2 separate regions of the Mus musculus genome follow, and region 2 is linked to region 1. The links are chromatin loops, found by intact Hi-C in ENCODE. Cell type or tissue: heart. All regions are shown on one strand.

Region 1 (2,500 bases):
ATCAGTGAAGAAGACACCGATGCAGGTGGGGAAGCCCAGGGTGAGGGCCTGCGTCACCAGGGAGGATAGGAGGACCACCCAGGCCCATCTGCCATCTGCTTGTTCCAGGGCCCGGGCCATTCTCAGTTACTGGTATTGCCACAGCCTTACTGGTCCTTTGTGACCGCAGCCTGGAAGGGAAGAGAATGCCCCTTGTGGTTGGCAGGCTGCCAGCCCTCCTCTGGCCCACCTGCCGCACCACCTGGGTGACTGAAACAGCTTCTTCCTTATGCTCCAGCCCTAAGTATCAAGGAGGGGCACCGCCCCCTGGGAGGTGACAAGAAGCTTTCACAGTGGCCTTGGCGTTTCCTTTACCCCAATTTCCAGGGACAGCCTGGCTGGAGGTGGCAGGGGTGGGGCAGGCAGTGACCAATGGTACAGGTAGGGCAGCAGAATTCTCTCTAGGGATTACGTCATCTGACGAGCACCTTCGAAACCATTTGATAACTATTCCAGGAGGATCAGACCGTGGGCGGGTAAAATGCTGGTGTCTCCCAAAGTGGACATGGACCTGTCTCCAAACTTCCATTATGAGCTGCCCATGTACCAGCACCAACTTTCCTACCACCGGGAGATCAACCTGAGCTCACCACCAGCGAGCAAGCTGGCACAGGAGGCACAGATGCCAGCTCAGCAAGGACAGCCGAGCTGCAGGCTTGCAGAGAGAAGCCTTTGAAACCACCTTACCACACTCCCTTTACAAGGTGTGGAAGATCAAGAGTGGGGCTCCACAGCTGTGCTGAATCTTGTTGCCTGCAAGGGGCTTTTTCTGAGTATACACACACACACACACACACTTACACAGGTACAGAGACAGGCATGGATACATGTACAGTCCCACAGTCACTCCAGGACACACACACACACACACTATTTACCCCCCAACCCCCACCCCAATCACACAAAATATATGCAGATACAGTCAGGCCTATCTCAGTTCGATACCATCACCCAGGCCCCATACCTAGCCTCATGCAGAACCCCCAGCAGTTTTAAGCCCGCCCCCTCTCTCCCCTCCCCCGCCCTGCCCAGTGACATTCCTTTTCTGACTCCCCTGTTCCCAGGTATCCTCAGTCCCTTCAAACTCTGGGTGGTGGGCAGTCTGTGAGTGGAAAGAGACTTTGTCTTGGTTTAAAGCAATAGACTGTATCAGCTGCTGTTCCCACAAGGCCCCCTCTCTACCTTTTTGTTTTTGGAATCTGGGAACTTCAGATGCCCTTAGAAATAGGAAACTCTCTCTCTCTGTTCCTCTGTTCCCTTTGCTCTCTATTCACTCCATTTCCCCCCCTCTCTTTCTCTCTCTCTCTCTCTCTCTCTCTCTCTCTCTCTCTCTCTCTCTCTTTCTTTCTTTCTTTCTTTCTTTCTTTCTTTCAGATTTACTTATATGTAAGCACACTGTAGCTGTCTTCAGACATCCCAGAAGGGGGCATCAGATCTCATTAGGGATGGTCGCCCGCCCGGGTATAGGATTCTTGTTCACTCCCGCTCGTCTTCCCCTCAGCCTCCTGTAGCACTGGGGCACCAGCTGGCCCCAGAATTTTAAAACGGAGAAGTGGACCAGGCCCTGTTCTGAGCTCTGCGTTCTGCATAACACCCAACTTTGGAGTACAGATGCTCAGGTGGGGTCTGGAGATGAGATACAGTTCAGGGGGGCAGCATGTGCCATGCAATGTGAGGCTCTGGGCACAGTCACCAGCACCCCATACGATTTTTAAAACACGCTGAGCTGGGATGATTCAGCACCCTGGTCAGAGCTTGCGGCTGTGTGTGCCCTTGGTTTTGGTCTCTTATTAAAATTTATTTTCATTTTAAATGTATGGGCTGTTTTGCTTATGGGTGTGTCTGCACACCACGTATGCCTCCTGCCCATGAAGACTGGAAGATTGTGTCAGAACCCTTGGAACTAGAGTTCCAGCAGGTTGTATGGCATCATATGAAGTCTGGAAATTGAACCTGGCTTCTCTAAAAGAGCAGCTAGTGCTCATAACTGCTAAGACATAACTCCAGGCCTCTTTCTTTTCTTTTCTTTCTTTTTTTCTTCCTTTTTTTTTTCCTTTTGAGACAGAACCTGCTATGTATCCCTCATTGGTCTGGAACTTGCTTTGAAGACCAAGGAGGCCTCAAACTCTCAGAGATTCATTTGCCTCTGTGTCCCGAGTGCTGGGATTAAAGGTGTGCATCGCTATGCCTGGTTTTGTTATTAAATAATTAGTTAATTAATTAAAATAATGTAAAGGGAGAAGAGGAGGGAGAGGAGACAGGAAGAGGGAAAAGAAGAGGAGGAAGGGGAGGGGGAGGAGGAGAAAGGAAGGAAGGGAGGGAGTGAGAGTGAGAGAGAGAGACAGAGAGAGAGTGAGAGAGCCTGTCTTTCTGTCTCCTGTTGGTTGCTGACTCAATACCTGATTGCCGCAATAACCACTCAGTACATAGTCTTGCTGAATTGGCTATATGCTGTGACTCT
Region 2 (2,500 bases), 260 kb after region 1:
TTTTGTGGAGGGTGCAGCTCCGCCACAGGTGATGGAACAACCTGGTGGTCTGAGTTATTGAACAGAGAGGAGCAGGGGCGGGCTCTGGAACTAGAGGCCAGAAACGCTGTCTCACTGTCCTATATGCTCAGGACAGGATGCCCTGACAGAGGGTTACCAGCTCAATGTCCCCAGTACCAAGCCTGAGAAGCCCTGCAAGGAGGTGCCAGGGGGGCTCTTCAATGGCTGAGGTGGCTCCCACACAAATGGCTAATTTTTATGGAATGTGGGCAGACAAGACAATACAAACTGCTAGTGCATAAAAGTCTTAAGAAGTCAGGGCTGGGGCATGGGATTACATGCTCCTGTAATCCTAGCACTGAGGGCGAGAATGGCAGTCAGCCTCACTGCATCTGTGAGCCCCAGGTTCAGTGCAGGACCTTCTCTGAAAATATATGGAGGAAAGAGGAAGAAGATGTCTGATGTCAGCCTCTGGCTTCTACACGCATGTACGTCTGTCACGCACATACACAGACATGTAAACAAATAAGAAGGGAAATCAGGACGGGCTACAGAACATATCATCAAGTGAGACGGTTTAGAACCTGTGTGTGTTCTCCCACTGAAGCGCAGTCGGTTTTTTCCAATGTTGAATTTGGATAACGCCTAGCAGCTCCCAGAAGAGGACGCGTATGTGCTCTCCCTTGGTGGGGGCCAGTGACAGAAGGGGACACAGGAAAGGCATAAATGTGGCCTCAACAAAGCCATGCTGACTTTGATGGATCACGCAAACCTCTACTGGGCTGGCCCAGAGAGGAGAATGGAGCCCGCTCCAGCCAGCCTGTGCCCGCAGTCACCCTTCCTGGACCAATCACCAATCTGCACCTTGGATGGCACACTGAGCGCTTGGTGTTTAGTTCCAAGTCAAGTGGGTTCCCATTTCTGCAATCCTCCCCCCAGCACTCCACAGCCACACGCAAGACCAGAACTGACAGAGATGCCCCACTTGGCAAATGGGGAGGCTTTGGCAGAGGGGCCTAAGGTCTTCTACGTCAGCTTAGAAAGAAGGGCGTACGGAGGCTGTGCTCCACACCTGCGGAGGTAGGGACAGCAAAGGTCTATGCACTACTAAGTATTAAGCTCTATAAACAGCTCGGTTTCCAAAAAACAAGATTTGCCACAGAGACAGAAATGGCTATCTCTGGCAGATAGTGGCGTCAGGTGGACACCTGCAGGTTGTAGCAAATGCCAGCCAGGAGCAAGCAGAGCCCGGAAGGCACAGTTGCCTGAGCTCTCCAGTGCTCCATTACCGCTGGGCGACATCGATGTGGGCTTCTGGCTCCCTCTGCTGGCGACAGGGGGCGGGTGCTCGAGGCAGAGTCTATAGCTGTGGGCCACTGGCTCCTTTAGTTGGAAGGTAAACTAGGACTCCTGACCCGTCTGTACTAGTCAGATGGATAAGCCTTGTTCTTCAGGCTAGTGCGCAGTGAGGAACCCCAGGAAGATAACAGAAAGCTGGCCAGGCCTCCCGGCAAGATGGCTGCTCTGCTCCCACCCACCTGCCCTGCCCTTCAACACGGAGCCCCAGCAGTTTCAGCAAGGGTCGCATGTGCCCGTTCCACACACCATCCCAGAGTGACTGTTACCTTTATTGAAGAACATGGAAGCCATCTGTCCCATTTCCACCCGGTCTGTGATTTCAAAAAGGTTGGCAGATGAGCGTCTCTCTGTGGGGCCGGAACAAACATGGTTGTTCACCAGAAGAGCCCTGAGGGGGCTGCTTGAACTCTGGGAATTCTCTAGAGCAACTGTATCAGCAAGCTGCTGCTTCTCCCCTCAAGCCCGATTGAGTCCTCGCGCTTGCCAGTCAGCTAGGCCATCTTTACTGAGATGCACGTCCCAGCAGGACTAATCTTCCTTCTAGTATGTCTTGCTTCAAGCATTTGAAGTCTTTTTGATTTCTTTAGTTCTTTTGTGTGTATGGTACTGGGGATAAAGTCTGAGCTCAGGGCACACTGGGGAAGTGTATCACCAGCAAGCTTCACCTCACCAGCCCCAAGTCTAAAGAGAATCCAGGCACGCTTCTCATGGGGACAGACAGTGCCCCTAACTCTGGCCAGCACAGGACGAGACAGTGAGGTAAGGGTGTGTGTGTTTCGGGTGGGGGTGGGAGTGTGAGAGATGAAGCCAGAGACTCGGGCAGATGGATGTAGGCAAACCCTGATTATTTCAGTAACTGTACAAGGGCGGGAACTGAGGCCCAGAGCTTAGGTAATGTGCCAATCTATACACAGGGGACAGGCAAAGCCAGCAGAGGATGCTCTGCTCAGGATCCCTACTCCACAGGCCTTCTAAACTGACACTTCAGAGGCCGTCTGCAGGGAAACTCCCCGGGAACCGCTCTACAAAGACAGGGAGCCCCACTGACCAGCAGCCCAAGACTTACGCACAGACAGGATGGGGCGTTTCTCTGCCCTCTCGTAGTTGTCTTGGCTGAGGAGGTCACTGTCTGAGGCTGTGG

What was found. A loop is a pair of places that touch in the nucleus more often than their neighbours do. Peaks named below come from ENCODE experiments on the same cell type or tissue, not always from the same donor. Only the 100,000 strongest peaks of a DNase experiment are listed, where the experiment ranks them.
Region 2: it touches region 1 in a loop (2.1-fold over the local background); 2 of 42 quality-filtered maps call a loop at or near these places.

The regions. Positions count from the first base shown.
Region 1 is chr11:115,460,229-115,462,728 of GRCm38, reverse strand. It overlaps Slc16a5 (solute carrier family 16 (monocarboxylic acid transporters), member 5), which reads right to left and starts at 256. Exons shown (of 4, transcript NM_001080934.1): 1 at 1-256. The coding sequence starts at 120. It overlaps Gm11695 (a long non-coding RNA gene), which reads left to right. Exons shown (of 4, transcript XR_001780362.2): 3 at 1-25; 4 at 496-819. In heart, a CTCF peak has its summit at 1,486 (motif pointing right); no DNase peak of the experiment used is centred here; H3K27me3 peaks cover 501 bases.
Region 2 is chr11:115,201,338-115,203,837 of GRCm38, reverse strand. Tmem104 (transmembrane protein 104) reads right to left here. Exons shown (of 10, transcript NM_001033393.2): 5 at 2,426-2,500; 6 at 1,626-1,706. Among named protein-coding and RNA genes, the nearest start is that of Tmem104, 15 kb to the right of the region's middle. In heart, no CTCF peak of the experiment used is centred here; a DNase peak (open chromatin) is centred at 1,397.